Regions from separate parts of the Homo sapiens genome. Here region 1 is linked to region 2. Evidence: read pairs that join two places in POLR2A ChIA-PET (ENCODE). Cell type or tissue: CD4-positive, alpha-beta T cell. All regions are shown on one strand. Links, peaks and the distances in the headings refer to the core of each region. The heading gives the core; the rest is flanking DNA.

What was found. Peaks named below come from ENCODE experiments on the same cell type or tissue, not always from the same donor. Only the 100,000 strongest peaks of a DNase experiment are listed, where the experiment ranks them.
Region 1: POLR2A ChIA-PET joins it to region 2 with 7 read pairs; 7 of 35 experiments call an interaction of 5 or more read pairs at or near these places.

Annotation. Positions count from the first base shown.
Region 1 is chr11:47,882,451-47,897,912 of GRCh38, forward strand. It overlaps the pseudogene LOC124902844. Among named protein-coding and RNA genes, the nearest start is that of NUP160, 42 kb to the left of the region's middle. In CD4-positive, alpha-beta T cell, for the core only: no CTCF peak of the experiment used is centred there; no DNase peak of the experiment used is centred there.
Region 2 is chr11:47,995,359-48,010,820 of GRCh38, forward strand. All of the region lies in intron 1 of PTPRJ (protein tyrosine phosphatase receptor type J), which reads left to right. Among named protein-coding and RNA genes, the nearest start is that of PTPRJ, 23 kb to the left of the region's middle. RefSeq lists an enhancer at 11,338-11,482 and a cis regulatory region at 11,401-11,418. In CD4-positive, alpha-beta T cell, for the core only: no CTCF peak of the experiment used is centred there; DNase peaks (open chromatin) are centred at 6,433 and 7,389; H3K4me3 peaks cover 1,500 bases; H3K27ac peaks cover 4,000 bases.

The DNA.
Region 1 (15,462 bases), core at 6,768-10,767, 110 kb before region 2:
TTTTTTTTTTGTATTTTTAGTAGAGACAGGGTTTCACCGTGTTAGCCAGGATGGTCTCTCTCGATTTGCTGACCTCGTGATCCGCCCGCCTTGGCCTCTCAAAATGCTGGGATTACAAGCATGAGCCACCGCGCCCGGCCTACCTGCAGGATTTTTTAACTTATGGAGGTGACTGCATGATGACATGGAGAAGTCCATGCCATTGAAATAATAATTAATTTATTATTATTTATTAATTTATTTATTTATTTTGAGATGGAGTCTCACTCTGTCACCAAGGCTGGAGTGCAGTGGCCAGATCTTGGCTCGCTGCAACCTCCGCCTCCCGGGTTCAAGCGATTCTTCTGCCTCAGCCTCCTGAGTAGCTGGGACTACAAGCACGCATCACCACACCCAGCTAATTTTTGAAACCCCATCTCTACGGGGTTTCACCATATTGGCCAGGCTGGTCTTGAACTCCTGGCCTCGTGATCCACCCACTTATGCCTCCCAAAGTGCTGGGATTACAGGCGTGAGCCACCACGCCCAGCCGAAAGAATTGTTTATTACTTACATTTCCCCAGAGAAGTGGGCATGGCACGCCTCACATGCAGACCCAAATGGAGAAACACCAGGTTTGGTCAGGAGGCAGAAAGGAGTGAGGGGAAGGCATAGGCCACAGCCTTTATTGGGGTTTCAGCAGAAAAATCAAAGCATGGTTGGGTAAACTGTTTAGATCAGTTGGATACATTAAATATGAATAGGAAAAAAAAAAAAAAAAAGCAGACCAGGCACGGTGGCTCACGCCTGTAACCCCAGCACTTTGGGAGGCCTAGGCGGGTGGATCACCTGAAGTCAGGAGTTCCAGACCAGCCTGGCCAACATGGTGAAACCCCATGTCCACTAAAAATACAAAAATTAGCTGGGTGTGGTGGCGGGTACCTGTAATCCCAGGTACTCAGGAAGCTGAGGCAGGAGAATCTCTTGAACCCAGGAGGTGGAGGTTGCAATAAGCCGAGATTGTGCCACTGCACTCCAGCCTGGGTGACAGAAAAAAAAAAGAAAGAAAGAAAAAAGGAAAAAAAAAAGCAGTTTAGGATTGGCTAGTTTGAATAATTCCAGCAGGTAGCTGGGTGTGGTGGTGTATATCTGTTGTCCTACAGGAGGATCTGAGACAGGAGGATTGCTGCGCCTAGGAGTTTGAGTTTATAGTGAGCAATGATTATACCACTGCACTCCAGCTTGGGCAAAAGAGCAAGACCCTGTCTCTAAATAAATATATAAATACATACATATGTTTTAAAAAGTATATCATTCAGCCATAAAAAGGAATTAAGATACATGATACATGCTATTATACAACTTGGATGAATCTTAGAAACATGCTAAGTGAAGGAAGCCAGACACAAAAGGCTACATATTTTATGATTCCATATATCATACAATACACGTATGTCTGAAATGTCCAGAATAGGCAAATCCATAGAGAGAGAAGCAGATTAGCCAGGGGCTGGGGGAAGTGGAGAATGGGGAGTCACTGCCTAATGTCTATGGAGTTTCCTTTTGGGGCAATGAAAATGTTCTAGAGCTAGACAGTGGTAATGGCTGCACAACAGTGTAGGAATGTGCTAAATGCCACTGAATTGCACACTTTAAAATAATTTAAAGGGCGATTTTTTTTTGAGGCAGAGTTTTGCTCTTCTTGCCCAGGCTAGAGTGCAATGGTGAGGTCTCAGCTCAATGCAACCTCTGCCTCCCAGGTTCAAGCGATTCTCCTGTCTCAGCCTCCTGAATAGCTGGGACTATAGGCGTGCGCCACCACACCTGGCTAATTTTTTGTATTTTTAGTTGAGATTGGGTTTCACCATATTTGCCAGGCTGGTCTCGAACTCCTGACCTCAGGTGATCCACCTGTCTTGGCCTCCCAAAGTGCTGGGATTACAGGCGTGAGCCACTATGCCTGGCCTTTTTTTTTTTTTAGAGAGAGATAAGATCTCACTATGTTGCCTCGGCTGGTCTTGAATTCCTGAGCCCAAGTGTTCCTCTCACCTCAGCCTCCCAAAGTGCTGGGTTTACAGGTGTGAGCCACCGCACCTGGCTGAAAGGGTGAATTTTATGTTATGCTAATTTTACCACAACAAAAGCATCTTAATCATAACACTTATTGCCCTTTATTGTAATTTTTCGGTTTTCATCTCTGCCTCCTCTACTCAACATGAGTAGGTTCTGTCTCCAGTTCTTGAATTCTGCCCCAACACAATAGTGTGCTCATTAAAACACTGGCAGAAGGAAGATGAACCTGTTGATGGCAAGCAATGGCTACAGGCTGAGTGTTGATTATCTGCTTTATATTACGTATTGGTTTTCTACACTTGATCTTAGCCAAAAGGCTGAGAAGACATATGTATTGGTTTTCTATTGCTGTGTAACTAATGACCACAAATCTAGAGGCTGAACACAACACATAGATTGTCTCACAGCCCTGTGTGTCAGGAGCCTGGGCATGGCCTTGCTGGGTCTTCCACTCAGGGTCTCACAAAGCTTCAATCAAGGCGGCTGCATTCTAACCTCGAGGCTCCACTATGAATTAATTAACTTCCAGGCTCATTCAGGCTGTTGGGAGGATTCATTTTCTTTTTCCCTTTTTCTTTTTTTTTGAGATGGAGTTTCACTCTTGTCGCCCAGGTTAGAGTGCAATGGCACGATCTCGGCTCACTGCAACCTCCGCCTCCCGGGTTCAAGTGATTCTCCTACCTTAGCCTCCTGAGTAGCTGAGATTACAGGCACGTGCCACCACGCCTGGCTAATTTTTTGTATTTTTAGTACAGACAGGGTTTCTCCATGTTGGTCAGGCTGGTCTCGAACTCCCGACCTCAGGTGATTCGCCCGCCTCGGCCTCCCAAAGTGCTGGGATTACAGGCGTGAGCCACGGTGCCTGGCCTCATTTTTTTATGGTTGTGTGACTGAGGTCTCTGTTTTCTTGCTGGCTGCAGGTGGGCTGTTCTTAGCTACCAGAGACTGCCCACAGTTCCTTGCCATGGGACCCTCTCCATGGGCCCCCTCTCATAGCATGGCAGCTTACTTCTTTCAAGCCAGCAATGGAGTGACAGTCTCTCTAGCATGTATGCTAGCAGGATGGACCCTTACGTATATGATCATAACTTTAAACATCTTTATCACATTCTATTGGTTACAAGCAAGTCAAAGGTCCTACTCACACCCATGCAGGGTGTGAATGTAGCTAATTGTAGAGGAGGCCACCCTAGAACTCCTCCTCTACAATTAGCTATGATTTATTGAGAATCTGCTGTGTACCAGACACTATACTCAGCACTTTTCATTAATTATTTCATTTCATCCTCAAACAACCTTAAGAGATAAATACTAGATAATACTAAACAACCTTAAGAGTTAAACAACTAGAGTTGTTTTACAGATTTGGAAATTGAAGCTCAGAGAAACTGGTGTTTGACTTGTTCAAAGTTCCACAACCAATAAGTTTAACTTATTCAAACTTCAAAGTTCCACTTATTCAAACTTCAAAGTTCCACAACCAATAAGTGACAAATTGGGAACTCAAACCCAAGACTATTTGATCTTAAAACCACTCCTGTGCTTTGATTCTCTCCTTTTAAATAGTTTGTCCAGAAAACTTGTTTAAAAATCGTCCCCTTCTTCCTCTTTCTAAAGGGTAACGACAGAAGTAGGAAACACACATTCTTTGCTTTGCTTTTCTTGAAAGCCCTTAGTTGAGAGATTCTTAGTTGAGATTCTTGAATTCATATTTTCAAGCATAGTCAGAATGGATACTTCCTGCTAAGAAGAAGCCAGCGCTTCTAGGAAATGTTATGTTGCAGAATTAGGGCAGCCTGCCACAGCACGAGACAAAACCTGACCTGGATTTTATCAACACCATTAGAAAATAATTGTAGTGATGCCTCATAGTTATGTAGTAAGTTATAAATTAATTTCTCAGCCGGGCACGGTGGCTCAGGCCTGTAATCCCAGCATTTTAGGAGGCTGAGGTGGGTGGATCACCTGAAGTCAGGAGTTCGAGACCAGCCTGGCCAACATGCTGAAATCCAGTCTCTACTAAAAATACAAAAAAAAATTAACCAGGTGTGGTGGTGCATGCCTGTAGTCCCAGCTACTTGAGAGGCTGAGGCAGGAGAATTGCTTGAACCTGGGAGGCGGAGGTTGCAGTGAGCTGAGATCTGGTCATTGCACTCCAGGATGGGCAACAGAGTGAGACTTTGTCTCAAAAAAAAAAATAAATAAAATAATGTCTCATTTTATTCTCAGTGTTCCTGTGAGTGAGCCAGGCCAGGGATTTTATATATTTAGTGTGGTGGTTGTGGTTATTCTATGGATACAGCCAATTTTGTATTTTGGCTTAAAAAATTTATGTTGGCCAGGCACAGTGGCTCACGCCTGTAATCCCGGCACGTTGGGAGGCTGAGGCGGGTGGATCACCTGAGGTCAGGAGTGCGAGACCAGCCTGGCCAACACGGTGACACCCCATCTCTACTAACAAAATACAAAAAAAAAAAAAATTAGCCAGGTGTGGTGGTGCACACCTTTAATCCCAGCTACTCGGGAGGCTGAGTCAGGAGAATCACTTGAACCTGGGAGGTGGAGGTTACAGTAAGCCGAGATGGCACCACTGTACTCCAGCCTGGGTGACAGAGACTCTGTCTCAAAAAACAAAACAAAACAAAACAAACACAAAAACTAGCCAGGCATGGTGGTGGGTGCCTATAATCCCAGCTACTTGGGAGGCTGAGGAAGGAGAATTGCTTGAACCCGGGAGGCAGAGGTTGCAGTGAGCCAAGATCGCGCCATTGCACTCCAGCCTGGGTGACAGAGCAAGACTCCGTCTCCAAAAAAGAAAAAATTTGTTATCTCATGAGCATTTTTCGATATACTTCTCCTTAGACATGATTTTAAATAGCTGCTTAATATTCCATGTATATTCATAGTATTCTGTGTATATCTTCTCCCTAGACAAGATTGGAAATGACTGCCTAATATTCAATTTAATGGATATATTTTAGCTTACTAAAATATTTTACCTTCTGATTCCATGGTGAGTAGAAAAAAAAAAAAAAGAAAGAAAATGTTTTCCTGATCTTCGTTATTTAGGTTGCTTCTTTTTTATCACTATTACAAAAGTATTGAGGGCTAGGCATGGTGGCCCATGCCTGTAATCCCAGCAATTTGGGAGGCTGAGGCGGGTGGATCACTTGAGGCCAGGAATTCGAGACCAGCCTGGCCAATATGATGAAACCCTGTTTCTACTAAAAATACAACAATTAGCCAGGCATGGTGGCACGTGCCTGTAGTTTCAGTTACTCAGGAGGCTGAGGCATGAGAATCGCTTGAACCCAAGAGGTGGAGGTTGCAATGAGCTAAGATCACACCACTGCACTCCAGCCTGGGTGACAGAGTGAGACTCTGTCTCAAAAAAAAAAAAAAAGAAAAGAAAAATGAAAAAAAAAAAAGTATTGTGATGAACATGTTTGCTAAAAAATGCTCCCACACATACATCTGTACACATGTTTAGGATGGAGTACTAGGAAAGGAATGGTGGACAACAGTCTCAAGGCTCTTGGTGCATATAGAGATATGATTATAAACCTATTTTACAGGTAAGGAAACAGACTCAGAGTGAAATCTGACCAAGTTCACAGGACTCATCAATGCACAACTGAAACTTGGGTCTAAGTCTTACGCTTCCAACTCTGATGTTCTTTCGTTACAACTTGCTGCCTGTGGTGTGGTCCATGGACCAGCAGCCTTGGCAAATCTTGGAAGCTTGTTAGGAATGCATAATCTCGGGCCCTACCCAAGACCTTGAGAATCAGAATCTGCATTTACCATGATCCTGAGATGCCTCTATACATATCAGTGTTTGAGAAGCAAGCACTGCTTACAACATATCCTGCCCTGTGAAGGATGCCTCTGAAGTGCTTTGAAATAAGGCAAAACATCACTGGCTTTGGTGTTACTGGTTAATTCTCAGCTTCAAAACATCTCTAACATTTCCTTGTTAAGGGCTGTATGGATTGTGCCCACTTCAAGAAACGCTTTGCTAATTTCATTGTAAACATCGGAATCTTTAACTTACTTCTATATTATCCCTGGATATGGCCATCACTTCTGCTCAAAATTGTACAAGTAGTATTTCAGAATAATTTTCAATAAGAAAGTATCAGGGTGAGGGATAAAGTGCATTCCACCAGGAGTTCTGGCCTAAGTTCCACCATTAACAAGCTGGTGACCTGGACGAATTATCCTTGATGAATGACCTTTAAGCCACTGAGTTATCCCTTATTGAGTTAGAAACTGTAAGGAGGACAATTTTATAAACCATAAAGCACTGGACGCATCTGTGGGGAGCATGTATTTAGATATCATTTTCCTCAAATGAAGGTGTTTACACCACATGATCCTTGGGGAAGGTATTCACAGGACCAAACCCTTCTAAGGAAAGCTATTTTGGATTGTATTCCACCTGTGCTCTCCAGGAATATAATGACAGAGAGATATGAATCAAATCAGGATATGGGTAGAGTGAAAGCTTGGATTTTCAAAGGGTCTTCAAAGTCCCTTTTAAATCTCAAAACTTATGATCTTATGCCATTCTAACATGAAAAAAAGAATCAGAGAATTCTAACATCGCTAGTCATTCTGCACAGCTCCCTGCTTCCAGGAAAGAGAGCAGCTCTTCTATTCTTTAAAAGTGTTGATTTATAGAAGAATAGATTTTAAATGTTTTCACCACAAAAAAAAAGATTACTATATGAGGTGATGAATTTGTTAAGTAGCAGGATTGAATCATTCCACATTGTGAACATATAGCAAAACATCATATTGTACCCCATAAATATATACAATTGTTATTTGTCAATTAAAAATAAAATAATGAGGCCAGACATGGTGGCTCACACCTATAATCCCAGCACTTTGGGAAGCTGAGGTGGACAGATCACCTGAGGTCAGGAGTTCGAGACCAGCCTGGCCAACATGGTAAAACTGTGTATCTACTAAAAATACAAAAATTAGCTGGGCGTGGTGGTGCACACCTGTAATCCCAGCTACTCTGGAGGCTGAGGTAGGAGAATCGCTTGAACTCAGAGGCAGAGGTTGCAGTGAGCCAAGATCATGCCACTGCACTCCAGCCTGCGTGACAGAGTGAGACTGCACCTTTAAACAAACAAACAAACAAACAAAAAACATATATATATATATATATGTATAAAAGATACTAATTTTCCCTAAGGGGTTACAGAAAGCTTCTTAGAAGAGATGTCCCTTGGGCTGAAGAGGAGATAGCCAGGGGGAAAAGGGAGTGAAGGGTATTTCAAGCAGAGGAAACAGCAAATGCTCAGGGAACAGCAAATGCAAAGATGCCATGGGAACTGAGAACATGACAAAGAGTTAAGCATGGCTCGTGGCAGGTATGTGGAAGACTGGGTAAGATGCAGGAGTGGGTGGCAAGATTCAATGTAGCTCTTGCAGACAGACTGAGCCAAAGCCTCCGTTGCATAACTGTTTCAGAGAGGAGTTAGCATGCAGGTATTGTAGAAAAATACCTGTTTGGAATGATCTTTAGTCTAGAGAAGGTACCATATCAAGAAATCCATTGGCATCATCCTGAACCAGAACTTATATTTCTCCTCTTGCCTGGGTTTACTCTTTTCCCCTCTCTCTTTAGCATAGCTGCTTCATCTTTCTCTGAAAGAAAATGAAGTCTCGGCATTGGCAGCTTTTGATCCAGTGTTCATTTGATCTGGTTGATTCAGGAAACAGATGCATCCTCTTGGTCTCAGCACAAATCACTGGGGTTTCTTTCTTTATTATTATTTTTGTTTGGCGAAAGCCAGATCTATGTCTCAATCAGCATAGAGGAAAAAAGTAATTACTGAAGTATTAGTGTTATTATTATTTCCTGATATGAGCTGCTGCATTCCTTACTTGTATCTGGTTTTCTCCCTAGGCTGAGGTCAAAAAGTTTAAAACAAATCCTTCTTGGATAAAGCCTGTATTAATTATTTTTAACCTTGTTTGCATTGGAGACCTCTTTGAGACGTTAATGAAAAAGATAAACCCTCTCCTCAAAACAAATTCACCTTTTCCTATACCCACAAGATGTAACATGGTTTCAAGAGATTCGCAAACCTCTTAAAGCCCCTGAGGACCCTTAAGGAATCCATAGACCTTGGTTAAGAAGCTCTAAACAGTTAAAAATAACATAGAAGAGGGCCTGGCGCGGTAGCTCATGCCTGCGTGGTGGCTCATGCCTGCTATCCCAGCACTTTGGGAGGCTGGGGCGGGGTGGCGGGGGGCGGTGGATCACCTGAGGTCAGGAGTTCGAGACCAGCCTGGCCAACATGGCAAAACCCTGTCTCTACTAAAAATACAAAAAATTAGCCAGGCCTGGTGGCAGGTGCCTGTAATCCCAGCTACTTGGGAGGCTGAGGCAGGAAAATCACTTGAACCAGGGAGGTGGAGGTTGCAGTGAGCCAAGATTGTGCCATTGCACTCCAGCCTGGGCAACAAGAGCAAAAATTCATCTAAAAAAAGTATATATATATATAAAATATATAGAACTGCTTGTTGAAATTGAACTGTGCCAGGTGCCTGCTAATTCTGGTGGTATGTTTTGGAAAGTCAAAATAAATCTGAATTGTATTGGCCATATAGTTGTTGAAGCCTCTGCTATAGATTAGATTCAGTGGGCAGAGTTCAGTACTGCCAATGCCCCCACCGCCATGAAAACCCAAACATGAGTAAAGGTCCCAGAGAGAGAAGGAAGAGGAGCAGAAAATAACTTGAGACTTTTCATATTCTAAAGTTAAGTCCTTAGCCTTGGCGTCAGAAGACTTTGTTTTATTTTTTAATTAATTAGTTTATTTATTTTGAGATGGAGTCTCACTCAGTTGCCCAGGATGGAGTGCAGTGGCGCAATCTTGGCTCACTGCAACCTACACCTCCCAGGTTCAAGCGATTCTCCTGCCTCAGCCTCCAGAGTAGCTGGGACTACAGGCCAGCGCCACCACGCCCAGCTAATTTTTATATTTTTAGTAGAGATGGGGTTTCACCATATTGGCCACGCTGGTCATGAACTCCCGACCACAGGTGATCCACCCGCCTCAGCCGCCCAAAAAAAACCTTGTTTTAATATTAGCTTTACCAGTTTCTACCTTTGTAAATTTTTTTTTTTTTGAGATGGAGTTTTGCTTTTGTTGCCCAGGCTGGAGTGCAATGGCGCGATCTCAGCTCACTGCAACCTTTGCTTCCCGGGTTCAAGCGATTCTCCTGCCTCAGCCTCCCCAGCAGCTGGGATTACAGGCATGCACCACCACGCCTGGCTAATGTTGTATTTTTAGGAGAGACAGGGTTTCTCTATGTTGGTCATGGACCTCATGTGATCTGCCCACCTCGGCCTCCCAAAGTGCTGAGATTACAGGCATGAGCCACTGAGCCCGGCCTTCTACCTTTATAATTTTGTCAAGTCATTTTAGTTTTCTGAATATCAGCTTTCTCACCTGTAAAATGGGGATGATAATAATAATACCCACCTCTCAGGGCTGTTGTGAGGACTTAATGAAGCAATGCGTGTGAAAGTATTTACTAGACATCTGGCTCACAGATGGTGCTTGACAGATGTTAACTAAAATCCAATTCTTCCCGGGTGGAGGAAGCCCTTTTAGAGATCTTATGTACCAGAATAATTTTGGTGAGGGACTTCTGGTTTCCAGTCTGGCATGTAAGGAGCTTAGAAGTCACCTCTCTGTCCTTAAAATAAGTAAAAACTGAACAAACTTAAAAATCAACAACTCCCTCTCCCTCTCCCTCCCCCTCCCCCTCCCCCTCTCCCCTTTGCACGGTCTCCCTCTGATGCCGAGTGGAGGCTGGACTGTACTGCCGCCATCTCGGCTCACTGCAGCCTCCCTGCCTGATTCTCCTGCCTCAGCCTGCCGAGTGCCTGGGATTGCAGGCGCGCGCCGCCACACCTGACTGGTTTTCGTATTTTTTGGTGGAGACGGGGTTTTGCCGTGTTGGCCGGGCTGGTCTCCAGCTCCTGACCGTGAGTGGTCTGCCAGCCTCGGCCTCCCGAGGTGCCGGGATTGCAGACGGAGTCTCGCTCACTCAGTGCTCAACGTTGCCCAGGCTGGAGTGCAGTGGCGTGATCTCGGATCGCTACAACCTCCGCCTCCCAGCCGCCTGCCTTGGCCTCCCAAAGTGTCGAGATTGCAGCCTCTGCCCGGCCGCCACCCCGTCTGGGAAGTGAGTAGCGTCTCTGCCTGGCCGCCCATCCTCTGGCATGTGAGGAGCCCCTCTACCTGGCCGCCCAGTCCGGGAAGTGAGGAGCGCCTCTTCCCGGCCGCCACGCCGTCTAGGAAGTGAGGAGCGTCTCTGCCTGGCCGCCCATCATCTGGGATGTGGGGAGCGCCTCTGCCCTGCCACCCCGTCTGAGATGTGAAGAGTGCCTCTGCCCGGCCATGACTCCGTCTGGGAACTGAGGAGTGTCTCTGCCCCGCCGCCACCCCGTCTGGGAGGTGAGGAGCGTCTCTGACCGGCCCCCCCCCGTCTGAGAAGTGAGGAGCCCCTCCTCCCGGCAGCCGCCCCGTCTGGGAAGTGGGGAGCCCCTCCACCCGGCAGCCGCCCCGTCTGGGAAGTGAGGAGCGTCTCCACCCGGCAGCCGCCCCGTCCGGGAGGTTGGGGGCAGCCCCCGCCCGGCCAGCCGCCCCGTCTGGGAGGTGGGGGGCGCCTCTGCCCCGCCGAGACCCCGTCTGGGAGGTGAGGAGCGTCTCTGCTCGGCCGCCCTGTCTGAGAAGTGAGGAGCCCCTCCGCCCGGCAGCCACCCCGTCTGGGAAGTGAGGAGCGTCTCCAGCCGGCAGCCACCCGGTCCGGGAGGGAGGTGGGGGGCAGCCCCCACCCAGCCAGCCGCCTCGTCCGGGAGGGAGGTGGGGGGTCAGCCCCCACCCGGCCAGCCGCCCCGTCCGGGAGGGAGGTGGGGGGCGCCTCCACCCGGCCAGCCGCCCCATCCGGGAGGTGGGGGGCGCCTCTGCCCGGCCACCCCTTCTGGGAAGTGAGGAGCCCCTCTGCCAGGCCACCACCCCGTCTGGGAGGTGTACCCAACAGCTCATTGAGAACGGGCCATGATGACGATGGCGGTTTTGTGGAATAGAAAAGGGGGAAAGGTGGGGAAAAGATAGAGAAATCAGATTGTTGCTGTGTCTGTGTAGAAAGAAGTAGACATGGGAGACTTCATTTTGTTCTGTACTAAGAAAAATTCTTCTGCCTTGGGAAAAAAAAAAAAGAAATGAAGGAGAAATAAGCAGTTTCTCAGATAAACAAAAACTACAGGAATTTGTCATCAGTAGGTCTGCCTTTCAAGCAAGGTTAAAAGAAGTTCGAAAAACCAGATCTACATGAAGAAAGGAAGACAGGCTAGGCACAGTGGTACATGCCTGTAGTCCCAGCTACTTGGGAAGCTGAGGCAGGAGGATCGCTTGAGCCCAGGGGTTCAAGTCCAGAGTCCAGCCTGGGCAACATAGCAAGACTCCATCTCTAAAAAATAAGAAAAAAAATTTTTCTAAATGAGAAAGGAAGAGCATTGGATCAGAGAATGAATAAATGAAGAATAAAATATTTTTCTTATTTTGTTTTAAATAGAGACGGGGTTCTCCCTTGTTGTCTAGGCTGGTTTCAAACTCCTAGGTTCAAGTGATCCTCCCACCTCAGCCCCGCAAAGTCCTGGGATTACAGGTATGATCCACTATGCCCGCCGCTTTTCTTATTCTTAACTGATCTAACAGATAACAGTTTCTTCAAAATAATAGCAACAATGTCATTGATTATGTACGGTTACATGTATATATATGTGTGTGTGTGTGTTGGTATGTTTGTGTATGGTTGAAATAAATGACAGTAATGATACAAGGGATGGGAGAGAGGAATTTAAAAAATATTTTGTTATTATAAGATGCTTGCACTACCCATGAAGTGGTATAGTGTTATTTGAAAGTAGACTTCGATTAATTGTCAATGTATATTGCAAACTCTAAGGCAGCCACTAAAAAACAGTAATAAAAGAAGTATAATTGATATGCTAAGAAAGGAGAGAATATAAAATACTCAATTAAAACCACAAAAGGCAGAAAAAGTATGGAAAACAAAAATAAGAACAGAGAACCAGGGCAAAAAGTGGAAAACAGTAACAAATACAGTGGATATTATCCAACTAGACCAATAACATCTTAAACATCAATGATCTAAATACACCAAGAAAAAGAGATTGTCACAGTGAATTTTAAAAAAGACTCTCTGATTGCTGTGGTTGATATGTTAAAAAAGAAAAAAGAAAAAAAATCTCAACTACATGTTGCCTATGAGAAACCCACTTTAAATATAAAGATACATATAGAGTAAATGTAAAGTGATGGAGAAAGATATTGCATGGTAACACTAATCAAAGCAGACAGTAGCTATAATTAATTTCGGACAGAGCAGTCTTCAGAGCAAGAAAGTCGTCAGAGATAAAGAGAGGCATAACATAATGACAAAGGGGCTAATTCCCCAAGAAGACATAACAATCCTTAATGTGTATGCACTAACAATAGAGCATCGAAATATGTGAGGCAAAACTGATAAAACTATAAAGAGAAATAGATGAGTCCACTATCATGGTTGGAGATTTTAACACCCCTCTACCAGAAATAAATAGCAGGCAGAGAATCAGTAAGGATGTAGTTGAACTCAATAGCGCCATCAATCAACTGAATATAATTGACATCTATAGATTACTTCATCCAATAAAAGCAGATTACATGTTCTTCTCAAGCTCACATGGAACATTCATCAAGATAGACCACAATCTGAGCCATAAAAAACACTTTAGCAAATTTAAATAGAAACCATACAATGTCTACTGTCAGACCACAGTGGAATTAAACTGGAATCCCATAACAGAAAAACAGCTGAAAAATCCCCAAACAACACATTCCTAAACAACATATAGCTCAGGGAAGAAATTTCAAGAGACAGCTGAAACTATTTTGGGCTGGGCACGATGGCTCACACCTGTAATACCAGCACTTTGGGAAGACAAGGCAGGCGGATCACTTGAGATCAGGAGTTCAAGACCAGCCTGACCAACATGGGACAACCCCGTCTCTACTAAAAAATATCAAAAATTAGCCAGGTGTGGTGGTGTGTGCCTGTAATCCAAGCTACTTGGGAGGCTGAGGCAGGAGAATCGCCTGAACCCGGGAGGCAAAGGTTATAGTGAGCCACGATCATGCCACTGTACTCCAGCGTGGGCAATGGAGCAAGACTCCATCTCAAAAAAAAAAAAAGCGATTTCGAACTAAATGAAAATACAACTTAACAAAATTTATGGATGCATTAAAAACAGCACTTAGAGGAAGATTTATAGCATTGAAAGCATATAGTAGAAAAGAAAAAAGGTCTAAAATCAATAATGTAAACTTCCGCCTTAGAAAACTAAAAAAAAAGCAAATTAAATCCAAAGTCAGTATAAGAAGAAAAATAATTAAAATCAGAGCAGAAGTCAATGAAGTTGGCAGCTGGGCATGGTAGCTCATGCCTGTAATCCCAGCACTTTAGGAGGCCAAGGCGGGCGGATCACCTGCGGTTAGGAGTTCGAGACCAGCCTGGCCAACTTGGTGAAACCCTCTCTTTACTAAAAAATACAAAAACTAGCTGGGTGTGGTGGCACATGCCTGTAGTCCCAGCTATTCAGAAGGCTGAGGCAGGAAAATCGCTTGAACCCGGGAGGCGAAGGTTGCAGTGAGCTGAGATCGCGCCACTGCATCACTCCAGCCTGGGTAATGGAGCAAGACTCTGTCTTGAAAATAAATAAATAAATCAATGAAGTTGAAAACAGGAAATTAAGAGAGAAAATCAACAAAACCAAAAGCTGGCTCTTTGAAAAGATCGATAAAATCAATAAGCCTCTAGCCAGTCTAGGAAAAAAAAAAAAAGATACAAATTACTAACATAAGAAATGAAAGTGGAGATATTATTACAGACCCCATTGTCATTAAAAGTATAACAAAGAAATATTATGAGCCACTCTATGCCAACTCTCTTAGTCCACTTTCTACTGCTATAACAGAAAACCACCGGCTAGGTAATTTATAAAGAACAGAAGTTTATTTGGCTCGTGGTTCTGGAGGCTGGGAAGTCCAAGAGCATGGTGCCAGGATCTGGTGAGGGTTATCCCATGGTTATTCCATGGCAGAAGGTATCACATGGTGAGAGAGTATGCGAGAGAGAGACAGAGACAGAGACAGAGAAAGACAGAGAGAGAGAGAGAGAGAAAGGGGGCTGAACTTTCTTTTTTTTTAAAAAAAAATAAGTAATCTGCTCCTGCAATAGCAGCCTTAATTCATTCATGAGGGTGGTTTCCCCTTGACCTAACACCTCTTAAAAGTCCCACCTCTCAACATCATCACAATGGCAAATAAATTTCAACATGAGTTTTGGAGGGGACTTCAAACCATATCATCCATGAATTTGATAACCTAGATGAAATGGACCAATTTCTTGAAAGAAACAATCTGCCAAAACTCACATAAGAAGAAATAGACAATCTGAATAGGCCTATATCTATTAACCCTTTTCTCACTTAGAAGGAAAAAAAAAAAACCAGCTCGCTGCCTGTGCTCATTTAATTTTACATAAACATGCTCTTTCAGACTGAAGCAAATCTGACTGATTTTCAATGTGAAAATAAAATATAAAAACTGTTCTTGCAGTTATTTCCAAACGGAATTAACATAAGAATCTGAATAATCAGAATTGTCTGTTTTGGAAAAATTGGATTCATCAAATGAATCTTCAGCCAACAACTGTTCGAGAATAATGTTAACATCATACGTATGAATGTTACATTTTCTAGGATTTGGCATTTTCAGCAATCGAGAATTACTATATTTTCTAAATGGAAATACGAGTACTAAAAACAGAATGCTATAAGTAGAATGATATCTTTTGTTGCCAAAGTCAATATACTAGAGTGAGGCAAAAATAATAATAAAAGCAAGATATTTTGTGGCAAAGTTATCTTGGGGGTAAATACTGCAGTCACAAGTGCCACTGGTGAGTATTCTCGGGGCATATGGGAAAAAGGTTAAGGAAATTGAATCAATAATAACTTTCCAAAACAGCACCAGGCCCAGATGGGTTCACTGATTAATTGTACCAAAAATTCAAGGGAGAAATTTTACCAATTCTCTACAATCTCTTCTAGAGATAGAAGCAGAGAGACCAATCCTAATTCATTCTATGAGGCCAGTATTACCCTAATACCAAAACCAGACAAAGACATTAGAGGAAAAGAAAACTACAGACCAATATCTCTCATGAACATAGATGCAAAAATCTTCAGTAAAATATTAGCAAATCAAATCCAATAATGTCAGAAAAGAATTATACACCATAACCAAG
Region 2 (15,462 bases), core at 3,961-7,960:
GGCTTCCTTTGAGGCACAGGGGAGCTGAATGGGAGGGTCTACATAGGACAGGGCGTGTCTGAGTCCAGGAAGGACAGCTGGACTTGGGCCAGTCTCACAGGTGGGAAGGCTGTCTTTCTGTGAGGATGGGTGACTTGTTGACCTTTGATCCTCAGAGCCCTGATGCAGCAGGAGTGAAATGATTCCCAGAGCCACAGAAAACAAGAGTATCTTTGTCTTGGATTTTAGATCCTGGAGCTATCAGGTGGTAAGAAGGCTGTCTGACCCAGATTAAGTGATGTCATGGTATCATGTTGGGGTGTGGGCCTTCCTGTTGTAAATTATTTGGGATTTCATAGAGATCGAAGTCATGTGTGGATGACATGACTTCAGGATGTCCCATTAGAAGAGGAACGTGGGGGTCAGGCGTGGTGGCTCACGCCAGTAGTCCCAGCACTTTGGGAGGCTGAGGCGGGCGGATCACGAGGTCAGGAGTTCAGGACCAGCCTGACCAACATGGTGAAACCCTGTCTCTACTAAAAATACAAAAATTAACAGGGTGTGGTGGCACATGCCTGTAATCCCAGCTACTCGGGAGGCTGAGGCAGGAGAAGTGCTTGAGCCCGGGAGGCACAGGTTGTGGTGACCTGAGATTGTGCCATTGCACTTCAGCCTGGGCAACAAGAATGAAACTCCATCTCCAAAAAAAAAAAAGGCTGGGTGCGGTGGCTTACGCCTGTAATCCCAGCACTATGGGAGGCCAAGGCGGGTGGATCACAAGGTCAGGAGATCGAGACCATCCTGGCTAACACGGTGAAACCCCATCTCTACTAAAAATACAAAAAAAATTAGCTGGGCATGGTGGTGGGTGCATGTAGTCCCAGCTACTCGGGAGGCTGAGGCAGGAGAATGGCGTGAACCCGGGAGGCGGAGCTTGCAGTGAGCCAAGATCGCACCACTGCACTCCAGCCTGGGGGACAGAGCGAGACTCTGTCTCAAAAAAAAAAAAAAAAAAAAAAGAGGAACTTGGGAAAGAGCATGGGCTTTGGTGTCAGCAGAAGCATGTGTCCAGTTCCATGCTCTTCCCTTATAGCTGTGTGACCCTGCTATCTGCACAGGGACTTGAGCCTCTCAGAATCTGTTACTGCATCTGGAAAATGGAAATCTGGAAATGTCACTGCATCTGTAGCAACAACCAGGCCATTTTGTTACTAGGTTTAAGTGAGGGAAGGCATGTAAGGCACTCAGTCCAGATCATGGCACTTAGTAGGCCTGAGCACATTTGCTCCCACCTCAGTGACCTCCTTGTTAACACGACATCTCCTGACTTTGGGGCTGCAGAGTGATGCAGAGCACTGGCCAGTGTTGCCATGCACCCAGGGTGCAGGGAGACCTGTCTTGCAGGTGTTCAAACAACTTTTGTCAGCCTCAGTGTCAGGGACTTTTGTTGCGTAGAGCAGTCACCAAATCCTATGGTGAGAAGAGAAATCGTTGGAGATGGGGGTGCAGGGGTGGAAGCTCTTATTTCAGAAGACCTGTTGTGAGGTAAGACTCAGACCCTCAGCTTCTATCCGGCCACAGAGTTTGGGACCAGCCTTTCGATGTCTTTTGGAAGATGCACATGGAATGCTTAGCCTTTGCTCTTCCCTGGAACCTGGCTTAGGCTTTGCACCTATCCCACCATGTGGTTGGGGTGAGTGAGGACAACTTCTTTTCCTCCAGAACATGGTTTCTCCATCTCAGCCCTATTGACATTTTGGGCTGGATAACTCGCTGTTTTGGGAGGCTGTCCTGTGTGCCCCGTAGGATGTCCTGCAGCCTCCCTGGCCTCTGCCTGCTAGGAGCCAGTAGCGCCCCCTCCCCCACAGACAAAAATGTCTCCAGATATTGGCAGATGTCCCCTAAAGGGCAAACTACCCTTGCTGTAGGTAATACTTGCTTTGAAGTACTGGTGTGGATGGCCTATGCCCTGGCAGTCTTACTAGGTGGGACTGGCTGTCCTCTCATTCTCATGGGATTGGCCTCATGCTGGTAGCTGACTTCCTCCCCGTGAGACCGTAGGTCTAAACTAACAAGGTTTACACATGTGACAAACATCCAGGTTGCCAGGGCTCAAAAGAGGGTTCACATCGACTCCCTTCTCATTCACTGAGTCCTTTTTCGGGAGCTTTGGCCGAGTTTGTGCTGCGTCTGGGCATCTAGGTGTCGAGTTCTTCCCTAGTGTTTTCAGCCTCGGCTTCCTCCTCTGTAAAATGGGAGTAACTGATACTTTTCCTGTCTGGGTGGGAAAGGAACCCCGTGCTAATGTGATTGATGGTGTGGTGCTAAGCTCTGCTGCAAGGGATGTGAAGTTGAGGGAAAGGTTTACCATTTATTAGGAGCTTTGAGACCAAGTTCCTTCCACACAAGAGATATGCCCTGTCAAAGGGAGATCCCATTGCAAAGAGATTCACTGCCAAGTTCCCCCTCCCACTAGCTCCCTGGAGCAATTTTCAGCTTTTAGAGTGTTTAGAGGCCTCAGGGTGTAAAGCGAGAGAGAGAATGCCTTCCAGCCAGCGAGAGAGAATGCCTTCCAGCCGGTGACATTGAGAATAGCAGGAAAGAGGCAGAAGAAGAAACTGACTTGAAGGGTGATGCCAGCCAGGGGTGAGTGGAGTGAGGTAGGATTTGCTTTCTGAAAACTGGGATGTGCACACAACCTATCAAGAATACTTCACTTTGTGAGGCCCAAAAACAGCTCCTAGCACAGTGTAGAGCAGACTTGGTCAGAACTTCAATCCTTGATTTTTTTTTTTTTTTAACCCGAATTTCATGAGGTTTTTCTGAGACATCCACTGGACTGTCATATACCGTGTGCTGGGCTCTCATTTTATCCTTACAATTATTATGTTCATTTTAAAGACCTCATGTTAGCTAGATCAGTAGGGTGACTACAGTTTACAGTAATCTACTGTATATTTCAAAATAGCTAGAAGAGAACAATTTGGTTCTAGCATAAAGAAAAGACAAATATTTAAGGTGATACATATCCCAAGTACATTGATTTGATCTTTACAAATTGTGTGAATGTATTAAATTACCACATGTGCTCCAAAACTGTGTTCTTGAAAAAATTATCACGCCCATTTTAGAGATGAGGCACAGAGAGGTGGAGGGACTTGCCCAGATCCAGGTATGTGGCTCTCCTGTAATCTCGCTTCTATTGCTTTGTGATCAGCAGCAACTTAGTAGCTTTCAAAGCTTCAATTTTCTTGTGTGCCAAATGGGGCTAATAAATACCTTAGAGGATTGTGATCAAGATTCCGTGAAAAAATGTATGCAGTGCCCCCGGCAAGGTGCCTGGCATACAGAAAGTGCTCTGTACGCACCAGCTGCTGTCATTATTATTGTTTCAACTACCAGTGATCATAAAGGATGCCTGCTTTGATGAGCTTTTCCAGGAATATGGACTGGTCTGCCCTGATCTACTTGAATAATCTGTCTCAGGCCCTATTCGGTAAATACATGTAGGAGGTGCAGCTGCCAGGGAAGGGAGGGATGTTACCTGGAGAGGACAGAGTCTGAAGTTCAGGAAATACAGCAAGAGCCTTCCTCAGGGATGAAACATGTGATCTTATGGTCTGACTAGCCTCAAGCCAGCTGAGCTCATTGCCATGCAACTTGGTAGTTAATGATTGCTAGTAAGAAGTTTAAAAGGATCATCCCCTCAAAGAATGTCAGAGTTGGAAAAGACCTTAGGGACATTAGGCTAGGAAAGACAATGTCCTAGTGAGTGACTGCTTGGGCCCTGTATAGAAGGGATTCTCAGATCACTTGGGATGTCCTGGCTCAGCAGGAGGCTAAGGTGGGATCAATTAGTGATGTCTGCCATGGCCACAAGAGAGGCAAGGAGTGGCACATGTGCTGTTTATTTGCTGTCTTTGGCTGCAGCTGAGGACACTGAGGCCCAAGACTTGCTTGCTTACTGGACGATCACCCAAGTCATTAAACCACAAAAATCTCTTTTGGAAGGAATCTGTTAAGAATGTCTGATTATAAGAGTTGCACCTTTGAGCAAGTATTTTTTGCTTGATAGTCTTCAGTGAGGAGGAACTGTCTTCAAAGAGCACATTCTGTCTTTTGGCAATTCTCCCAATTAGAACTTAGACCACTGAGGTAGAAAGGCCTTAGAAGCCCCTTTAAGTGGGCTCTTCTCAACTGGGGCTGCACCTGAGAAGCTTTTGGAAAATACCAGTTGGAGGCTCCCTCCCCAGACCAGTGGATTCTGGATATCTGGGTGTATGGACACCTCTTGCCCCCATTGGTGTTTTATTTTCCAAGCTCCTCATGTGTTGTTAATATGTAGCCAGGGTTGAGAACCACTGAGACCAAAACTCTTTGGAAACAGAGACCCAGAAAGGGAGAACATGATTGTCTATGGGTATGTAGGGCTAGTGGCACAAGGAGAAGGAAAACTAGGGGGGAAAAGGCCTTTATCAAATGCCACCCATATGCTAGTCTCTTTTACTTTCATGCCGAGATTCTTCTTTTTTTTTTTGAGTCAGAGTCTCGCTCTGTCACCCAGGCTGGAGTGCAGTGGTGCGATCTCGGCTCACTGCAACCTCCGCCTTCTGGGCTCAAGTGATTCTCTTGCCTCAGCCTCCTGAGTATCTGGGAGTACAGGCTTGTGCCACCACAGCTGGCTAAATTTTTTGTATTTTTAGTAGAGATGGGGTTTCACCATGTTGGCCAGGCTGGTCTTGCCCTCCTCACCTCAGCTGATCTGCCTGCCTTGGCCTCCCAAAGTGCTGGTATGCCTGGCCCTTTTTTTTTTTTTTTTTTGAGATAGGGTCGTGTTCTGTTGCCCAGGCTGGAGTGCAGTGGTGTGATCACAGCTCATTGCAGCCTCAACTTCCTGGGCTCAAGCGATCCTCCTACCTTACCTGCCTGAGTAGCTGGGACTACAGATGTGTGCCACCTCTCCTGGGTAATTTTAAAATTTTTTTTTTGTAGAGATGGGGGTCTCACTATGTTGCCACAGCTGGCCTCCAAGTCCTGGGCTCAAACGATCCTCCCGTCTTGGCCTCCCAAAGTGCTAAGATTATAGGTGCAAGCCACCTCTCCTGGCTTGCTTCTTTCCCGTAAATTGAGGTGTGTTATTCCACTGCTTAAAAGCCTACATGGCTTCATATCGCTGTTAGTATAAACCCAAACAGTGGTCTGCAAGACTCTGAACCTTAGATCAGGATGATCAGACCCCTCCCTCCCCTCCACCCTCCGACCTCATCCTGGCTACCCACTCCCTGTTCACAGACTACAGTCACCTGGCTCTAGTACAACAGACACTTGAACCTACCCCGCCCCTCTCCCTCAGGGCCTGGTACTATCCTCCTCGCTCCTTCTTATCACTCAGGCCCCTCTATCCCATCATCCTCCTTCATTTCCTCCCATCCTTATCACCTACTCATTTCTGTCTGTCTCCCCACCTCTTGGATTATGAGTTCAGGGGAGTGGGACCCCCTATGTCTGATTTCCTTATGTGTAGGACAGAGCGTGCCTCAAAAGCATGCTTGCTTGGTGAATGAATTGAAAGAACCACCCTGACATGGAGCTGGTATTATCCACAGGTTACAATGGACTGGACCTCCTCTTCCAGTCCCATATAATTTTTTTTTTTTTTTTTTTTTTTTAAATTTTGAGACAGAGTCTCACTCTGTCGCCCAGGCTCGAGTACAGTGGTGATCTTGGTTTACTGCAACCTCTGCCTCCCAGGTTCAAGCAATTCTCGGTCCTCAGCCTCCCCAGTAGTTGGGACTACAGGCATGTGCCATTACACCTAGCTAGTTTTTGTGTTTTCGTAGAAACAAGGTTTCACCATGTTTGCCAGGCTGGTCTTGAACTCCTGGACTTAAGTGATCTGCCTGCCTTGGCATCCCAAAGTGGTGAGATTACAGGCATGAGCCATTGTACCTGGCCCCATATCACTTCTTATTATCTCATAATATTCTTACCTTTTGCAGTGACAGCCCCAAAGTGTGTGTGTGTGTGTGTGTGTGTGTGTGTGTGTGTGTGTGTGTTTGGGGTGGGGATCATAATAATCCTGCAGGTGGGGTTTAGCTCTGGTGAAAAGAGCACAGATCCTTTGATTTGGGTTTGAATCCCAGCACTTCCTCTTACTAAGCTGTGTGATCTTGGGACATTACTAACCTCTGTGAGGTTCAGTTTTTCTTGGCTGCAAAATGTAAGCACAATACTAATAAGTAACTGACAGATGCTGTGCTTCTGCCAGACACTGTACCCAGTGCTTTGTGTGTATTGGCTGAGTGAATCCTCATGACACCCTAATGAGGTAGGTCTCTTCTCTTCTTGCTTTCATTTTACAGGAGAGGAAAATGAGATGCAGAGAAGCTAAGCAACCAGCCTGAGGCCACACAGCCAATCAGTTGAGAGTCAGAGTTCAAGCCTAGGCTGCTTGCTGCCAGAGTCAGAGTGTTAGGTAGGACTTTATGAAATCATGCCCACAGGCCCCGGAACAGGTAGTGGTGCAGACACTTGGTAAACCGTAGTTACCCCTCCCACTTTGACATTTACTCTCCTGGTGACATTTAAGTTTTCTGACTGTTTTGTTGTTCAAGTTGGTGACAAAAGTACCAATTTCCTGCCTGCTCACTTCCAAACACAGCTTCTGTTGATGAGAACTAAGGGAGTACAACTTTTCAGGCCGGGGGTGTGCATGGTGTTTTGGGCCTTGGTGCTCAGGAAGTGTGGGCACTCCCTTAAATTTTTTAAATGGGCAAATGAGTGCATTTTCCTATTTAAATTTTTTTTTTTTTTTTTTTGAGACAGAGTCTCGCTCTGTCACCCAGGCTGGAGTGCGGTGGCGCCATCTCAGCTCACTGCAACCTCTGCTTCCCGGGTTCAAGTGATTCTTGTGCCTCAGCCTCCCGAGTAGCTGGGATTACAGGAGGCTGCCGCCACACCTGGCTAGTTTTTGTGTTTTTAGTAGAGATGGGGTTTCACCATGTTGGCCAGGATGGTCTGGAACTCCTGACCTCAACTGATCTGCCCACCTCGGCCTCCCAAAATGCTGGGATTACAGGCATGAGCCACCATGCCTAGCCTCACTCCCTTAAATTTTTAAAATGGGTAAATGAGTGCATTTTCCCATTTGAAACATTTTCTGCTTCAAATCCTTATTGAGCACTTTGTGCTAGGCATTGTGACTATGATCAGTATAAAAACCCCAAGAAAACAAAAAAACAAAAACAGTAATTCACTGTCCTGTCACCCCCAACTCATCAATCCTTTGCTTTTCCATAACTGGTTACCTGGGTGCTTTTCTTCGTTGTGATTATTTTTTATTGGAAATGCAGATTTGTGACTGTGATGGGCCTGAGGTCAGGTCACCTTGCTGAGGCGAGTTTCCTGGGCGGCTTTGCCCTGTTTTGATAAACAGAAGAATGAGCAGCTGGAGCTGCATTTCAAGTGGCTGCTTTAGTTGAGGCAGGCAGGCCTCAGTGTTTATGTGACACCGAGCAGCTTCAAAATGAGCTTGGTCATTTAAAAAAATTTATTTTTTCCTAGTTAGGTAACAGTGGTATAACAACATTAAAAGAAATGTAGAAACTAGAGAAAGGAAAAAAAAAAGCCCTTTATCCCCCCCATCACAAAACTATTATAATTTCAAAATAGTTACAAGTACAATGTATTCCAAGTGGCTTCTTATTTAAGATAATTATATTCACAGAGCAGGGACCGTTTCAGGTCCTTTAATGCTGAAAGGCTAAATAAAGAGAACTTTTTATTTTTTCCATGTTAATACATGGATGATATTAACCATGATGTTTAATAGCTACAGAATACTGCATGAAATGGATGTACTATAATTCATTTAGCCTTTTTCGTATTTAGAGATTTAAGCAGTAGCCAATTTTTCACCATTACAAGTGGTGCAAGGACCAATATCTTCATGAATACAGCATTTTCTGTAAAGCAGAAATTCTTTCTTCAGGATTAATTTCCAGATATCTTTCTGGTATTAGACACATACCACTTGCCTAATAACGTTCCAAAAGGAATTCATTGTTTACATTGCTATTAGAACATATGAGATTGCCTGTTTCATTATGTCCGTCCCAGCACTGGGTATTATCATTAAAAAAAAAAGATTTTAAATTTATTTATTGAGTTATTTACTTGAGACAGAGTTTTGCTTGTCTCCCAGGCTGGAGTGCTGTGGCACGATCTTGGTTCACTGCAACGTCCGCCTCCCAGGTTCAAGCGATTCTCCTGCCTCAGCCTTCCAAATAGCTGGGATTATAGGCACCCACCACCATGCCCAGCTAATTTTTGTATTTGTAGTAAAGATGGGGTTTCATCATGATGGCCAGGCTGGTCTCGAACTCCTGACCACAGATGATCCACCCACCTTGGCTCCTCAAAGTGTTGGGATTACAGGCGTGAGCCACCGTGCCCAGCCAATATTTTAAATTTAATGTTTACATTTGCACACATGCCAATTGGGCTTCATGGTGGCTGCCTCACACCACTTTTTGTCCGTGTGTGAGACTCACATAGAGGCTGTTTTCTGTGATCCTTTTTTAAAAAATAATTACATTTTTTTAATGCTCAGGGAAAATGTCAAATAATTGTTTATGTTTTGTACTGAAATCTGCACTGGTCTGATGGTACCCAGAAAAACTCTTAACTGTAGCCAGAAACCAGCTGAGCCTAGTTGTATGCAACCTGACTGCAAAGGTCATCAGGTGCTCTCATTTTATTTTTAGAGCTATATTTTAGCTCTAACGTGATTGTTGGGTGAACACTTGCAGAATGAAATATGACTGACACCTACCAGCTGTCTACACATTCCTGGTTATATCTTAGGAAGGCAGTGTGTGCTAGCACCTTGGGAAGAGAATGTTGAGTTCAAATCCTAGTTTTGCCCCTTGCACCAATACCTTGATCAGATTCCTCCCCTGCGTCCTCCCTACCCTTTCTTCAACTTCACACCTTAGTTTCTTTACTTGTAAATTGGGTTGATAGTGGGCTGCTGTCAGAATTAAGGACATCGTTTTGTCAAGGATTTTGCATACAGGAAGTCATGGTGACAGCTGTTGTTACTGTTGTCCTGAGGAGTGGGGACAGGAGAGGAGGAAAACAGGCTGGTCCAGGTGTCTTTCCTTAAAGGAGGCTCCAGCTTAGTTGGGGAGATAGATGGGCTGGTCAGAGTTTCAAGTCATAGGCAGTGCAGGCCTCAAAGGAACAGCCAGGACTTGAGACAAGAATCAGGCCAAGTGAGTAACTGTTGCTGCTGTGGCAGTGAATGTTAGCAGCCCAGGCCTGCAGGGGGGAAGACTCATTTGGGGTACAGTGAGAGGTCTTGCTGGGCAAATGCAGGGTGTTTGCGGCAAGGTAGGCTGGGGCTGGACTTGGAGGATGCCTGCGTGATTTAGATTCTATCTTGTAGAGAATGAGGTATCATGGAAGGATTTTCTTTTCATGTTGTAAATATTAATCATTTTATTGTTTTGTATTTTTGATGGCAATATAAAAATACCAGCTTTGTTGAGATATAATTTACATACAGTAAAATTCATCCATTTAGAAAGTATACAGTTCAAAGCTGGGCGCAGTGGCTCATGCCTGTAATCTCAGCACTTTGGGAGGCTGAGGTGGGTGGATCACTTGAGGTCAGGAGTTCAAGATCAGCATGGCCAACATGATGAAACCCCGTCTCTACTAAAAATACAAAAATTAGCCAGGCATGGTGGTGGGTGCCTCTAATCCCACCTGCTTGCGAGGCTGAGGCTGGAGAATCACTTGAACCTGGGAGGTGGAGGTTGCAGTGAGCAGAGATCATGCCACTGCACTCCAGCCTGGACGACAGAGTGAGACTCTATCTTAAAAAAAAAAAAAGCATACAGTTCAGTTGTTTTTAGTATATTCAGAATTGTGCAACCATCACTGCTGTCTAGTTCCAGAATATTTTCGTTACTCACAAAAGAAACCCCATGCCCACGAGTGCTCACTCCTGATTTCTCCCTCCCCCACCTCCTGGCAACCACCAATTTGCTTTCTGTTTCTGTGAATTTACCTGTTCTATGTATTTCATGTGAGTAGAATCATACACTGTGTGTCCTTTTGATTCTGGCTATTTCGCCTAGCATAGTGTTTTCAAGGTCCATCCATGTTGGAGCAGGTATCACTGCTTTGTTCTTTTTTTATGGCTGAATGATATTTCATCACAGAGAGATACCATGTTTTGTTTATCCTTTTATGAGCTGATGGTCGTTTGGGTCATTTCTACTTTTTGGCTATTGTGAGTGACACTGCTATGAACGTTTGTCTACCAGTGTTTGTGTGGCCACGGGTTTTCAATGTGGGAGGATTTTGAACTGGGGAGTGGTGTTTGGAGCCTTTGGGTGGGGTGGGCTGTGAGGAGCCTGTGTGTGTGTCTGCCCTTACTGGGCTGGGTTTAGGGCAAGCTTCATGTGCTTCCTTTCTTTTAAGGGACTCTCTGAGACAGGGTTATTATCCCCTTTTTGCAGATGAGGGCACTCAGGCTCAGTGAGGTTAAATAAGCTGCATGGCTAGACAATGGCAGATAGCAGCCCTGTCCGGCTCTTAGCCAGCTTGCAGCCACCTGCCCCTGCTGGGCCAGGCGATTGCAGTGGTCTTGGCTGGGAGGGGCCCAGAGGCTGTGTGGTGCTGGAGAGAGGCAGCAGGCTGGACCTGGTTGGGCAAGGCTGAGTGGTTGTGGGATAAGAGGAGATGTTTCAGAGCAGCACCCACAGAACCGCTGTGATGGGAGAAACAAGACTTCGAGTTAGGAGAGTGGGTTGGACTCTTGGTGCAGCCTATGTGACCTTGGGCTGATCTTGTCTCTTTTGAGCATCACTTTCCTCATCTGGAACCTGGGGCTCTTGTGGCTTCCTGCCTCTCTCAAGGGTGATTCGGGAGGAAGAGTGGGAGAGAGAGAGAGAGAGGGAGAGGATGGAGGCGAGAGAGGTGGAGTGGGAAAGGAGGGCAGAATCTGCTAGAACCTGCAGAGCTCATAATCTAGGGGCGGGGAGGGACATGCAGCAGGTGCAGGCAGGTGTGGGAGGAAGTAGCCTGGTCATCTGGATGGACATCCCTGCCCATTCAGAGAAGCTCTGAACCCTGCAAAAGCTCCCACGTGGAGGCCAGTGAGCTGGTTATAATCCAGAGACTGTCAGTTTTTCCTAGTACATATTTGGACCTGAGCCTTTGTTTCTGCAAAGAGTCTGGTACTGACTCACACAGTGTCAGCAGCCCCCTTCCATCCCCTGGCACACCCCTCCCTCATTCCTACTGAGCATTACCTTAAAACCAGTGAGGTCTTTCTGGGTCTTAAAGGTCACCCAGTGTCCTTGCCTATCTGGGCCTGTCTCTGTTCAAGTGGCAAGGCGGACCATCCCCTTTATCACTGACTTGCAGCTTGCCTGGGTTTTGTAAAAAGCTTGTCATTGCCAGTTAGAAAATAAAGACAGAAACCTCCCCTTTGGCATTGGTATCGTGATGACTTGCTCTTGTTCTGACTCTATTTTGCTGGCTTGTTATGAGTCAGTCATTTTTTTTTAATGAAATGAATACCTTTGTCTTAATATGAAGCTAGGCATATATGATAAAGGTTAGATGATTTTTCAAATATGAAATCAGAATTCTACCCATACTCCCAAATTAGAGAGCAGTCTGATGTGTTCCCCTTTACTGTGACCAGTGGCTTCATAGGGGACCTAGTTATGAGTCCTGTTTCTTTTTTTTTTCTTTTTTTATTTTGAGACTGAGTCTCGCTTTGTCTCCCAGGCTGGAGTGCAGTGGCGCAATCTCTGCTCACTGCAAGCTCCGCCTCCCGGGTTCACGCCATTCTCCTGCCTCAGCCTCCCGAGTAGCTGGGACTACAGGTGCCTGCCACCACGCCCGGCTAATTTTTTGTATTTTTTTTTTTTTTAGTAGAGATGGGTTTTCACCATGTTAGCCAGGTTGGTCTCGATCTCCTGACGTCGTGATCCGCCCACCTCGGCCTCCCAAAGTGCTGGGATTACAGGCATGAGCCACCACACGGGGCCAGGCCTTTTTCTTTTCTTTTTTTTTTCCTCACTGTGTCACCCAGACTGTAGTGCAGTGGCACAATCTTGGTGCAACCTCCGTCTCCCAGGTTCAAGCGATTCTTGTGCCTCAGCCTCCTGAGTAGCTGGGATTACAAGCATGTGCCACCACACCTGGCTAATTTTTCTATTTTTAGCAGAGATGGGGTTTTGCCATGCTGGCCAGGGTGATCTTGAACTCCAGACCTCAAGTGATCTGCCCGCCTCCCAGAATGCTGGGATTACAGGTGTGAGCCACTGCACCCGGCTGAGGCCTTTTTCTTCTGTGCGTTCCTGCTGTCTTCCCTCCAGGCAGCAGCAAGCTGGTAGGAGCTGTACTTGTGAGTTGACATCATGATGTACAGTCACTGGTCACTTATAAAACTGGGCAGGCCCAGAGCAGGAAGGGTCATTGAGGGTCATCTAATGCAAACCGTTTACTTTAGAGATGTTGAAACCAAGGCGCAGAGAGGGGAAGTGACTTGCCCAAGACCACACAGCTAATATCACTGTGAGCCCAGGTTCCTGGCTCCAGTTCCTGGTTCTTTCTGCCCCCTTCTTCCCGACACTAAAGATACAGTGGTGAGCACACAGGGTATTCAGTAACGTATCTATTTTTGACCTGTTTTTAATGGAGGCTGAATTGGGCTTTTAGGGTTGAGTTCTGACACGTGCCAGGTGATCTGCTGGAGGGAAATCTGTTACTTCTGGGGAAGAGTTGAAGGTGTCTTCTGAACTCTGGAATCTGTTTTGAGGGGAGGCTGAGCCCATGCGTGGACCCTTAGGCTGAGCCCATGCCTGCTTCAGATGTTCCACACCTTTCACCACAATTTATTTATTTATTTATTTTTTGAGACGGAGTCTCGCTCTGTGGCCCAGGCTGGAGTGCAGTGGCGTGATCTTGGCTCACTGCAACCTCCGCCTCCTGGGTTTAAGCAATTCTCTGCCTCATCCTCCCGAGTAGCAGGGATTACAGGCATGTGCCACCACGCCCAGCTAATTTTTGTATTTTTAGTAGAGACGGGGTTTCACCATCTTGGCCAGGCTGGTCTTGAACTTCTGACCTCGTGATCCAACTGCCTCGGCCTCCCAAAGTGCTGGGATTACAGGCGTGAGCCACCATGCCTGGCCTATTTATTTATTTTTTATTTTTTTGAGTTGAAGTTTTGCTCTTGTTGCCCAGGCTGGAGTGCAATGGTGTGGTCTTGGCTCACTGCAACCTCCGCCTCCCAGGTTCAAGCGATTCTCCTGCCTCAGTCTCCCAAGTAGCTGAGATTACAGGCATGCGCCACCACGCCCGGCTAATTTTTGTATTTTTCATAGAGGTGGGGTTTCACCATGTTGGCCAGGCTGATCTAGAACTCCTGATCTCAGGTGATCCACCCACCTCAGCTTCCCAAAGTGCTAGGATTACAGTCGTGAGCCACCATGCCTGGCCACACCCCGGTTTATTGCATTTGCTTCTAATAGAGAAATCAACCCAGTAAACAAATGAATTATTGTTAGCAAAACTGGGGGGTGGGTTGGGAAAGGAAAGTAGTTCCTTCTATAATAAAACTTGCTGATATTTCGTTGAAAGTCATTGTCTTACTCATCCTTGTATAAGATAAGTCACACAATGAGTGGTATCAGGGTTGCAGGGTTTCCCCCTGTGAGGACACAATGGGATGAACCGTGTGTGGGATGGTCTGTTAAAGAAAAACAAGAAGCCATGTGTTGGAAACAACCTAAGTATTGAGCGGTGGAGGATTGCTGAAATTGTGGACTACTATGCAGTCATTACCAACGCACTGAAAAAATGTTCCATGATATGGCAGGATGTTTATGCTATAAGAAATTTAAAGACGCGAGCTTCAAAGTAAAGTATAAACCTAATTTGGTCAAACAGGCTGGGCGCAGTGGCTCACGACTGTAATCCTAGCACTTTGGGAGGCCGAGGCAGGTGGGTCGTTGGAGGTCAGGAGTTCGAGACCATCCTGGCCAGTATGGCGAGACCCCATCTCTACTAAAAATACAAAAACTAGCTGGGTATGGTGGCTCATGCCTGTAATCCCAGCTACTCAGGGGTCTGAGGCAGAAGGATCACTTGAACCTGGGAGGCGGAGGGTGTAGCGAGCCGAGATTGTGCCACTGCACTCCAGCCTGGGCAATAGAGCGAGACTCTGTCTCAAAAAAAAAATATTGGTTAAAGAAACAAACGTTAGACTTGAAGCCGTGCTTTATATGGATATGTGGTGCACTATAATGTGGTGCTTAAAAAGCAACTTAGGCAGACCTGGGCCAAGTCTGGGCTCTGCCACGTAACTGCTATGTGCCCCTGGGCAAGTCACTGGATCTTTCCCAGTTCAGGCTTCTCAGCTGTTAAGTGGGACTAGTACCTTATCTCTTTGGGTTGTTGTGAGAATTAAATGAGCTATCTGGGCTTTCAGAGAAAGGGCTTCATGTGCCGTGGCTCTGATCAGACCAAACAAGTTATCTACTGCTCTAAGCCATCAAGGCCCCCCATGCCTGTTGGATACTGTTGAGTTATTTGGGTTGGCATGTAGTGCAGCGTTTCTGGACATACATACTCTGGGGACTCCCCATCCCAAATTTCTTACAGTCTCTCCAGTGTGCCACACGCTTTCTTGCCACTAGGTCCTTGCATGTGATGGAGTAACTCTTGTACCTCTGTCTCCCTAAATAGACGGGGTTCTCCAAGGACATCGTGCCACAGGGCCTGGTAACCCAGTAGGTGCTCAGTAATTTATTTATTTATTTATTTTTTTTGAGACAGAGTCTAGCTCTGTCGCCCAGGCTGGAGTAGAGTGGCGTTATCACGGCTCACTGCAACCTCCCACTCCCAGCTTCAAGCAGTCCTCCTGCCTCAGCCTCCTGAGTAGCTGGGATTACAGGCGGGTGCCACCACGCCCGGCTTATTTTTTATATTTTTAGTAGAGATAGGGTTTCGCCATGTTGGCCAGGCTGGTCTCAAACTCCTGACCTCAAGTGATCCGCCCGTCTCAGCCTCCCAAAGTGCTGGGATTACAGGGTGAACCACTGCGCGGCCCATTAGGTGCTCAGTAATTTGTTGAATGAATTGAAGACATGGGACTTGAGTTAGGCTTTTATTATTATTATTATTTTTTGAGACGGAGTCTCACTCTGTCACCCAGTCTGGGAGTGCAGTGGCGTGATCTTGGCGCACTGCAACCTCCGCCTCCTGGGTTCAAGTGATTCTCCTGTCTTAGCTTCTTGAGTAGCTGGGATTACAGGCATGCCACCACGCCCAGGTAATTTTTGTATTTTTAGTAGAGATGAGGTTTCATCATGTTGGCCAGGCTGGTCTCGAACTCCTGACCTCAGGTGATCCACCTGCCTTGGCCTCCTAAAGTGCTGGAAATATAGGTGTGAG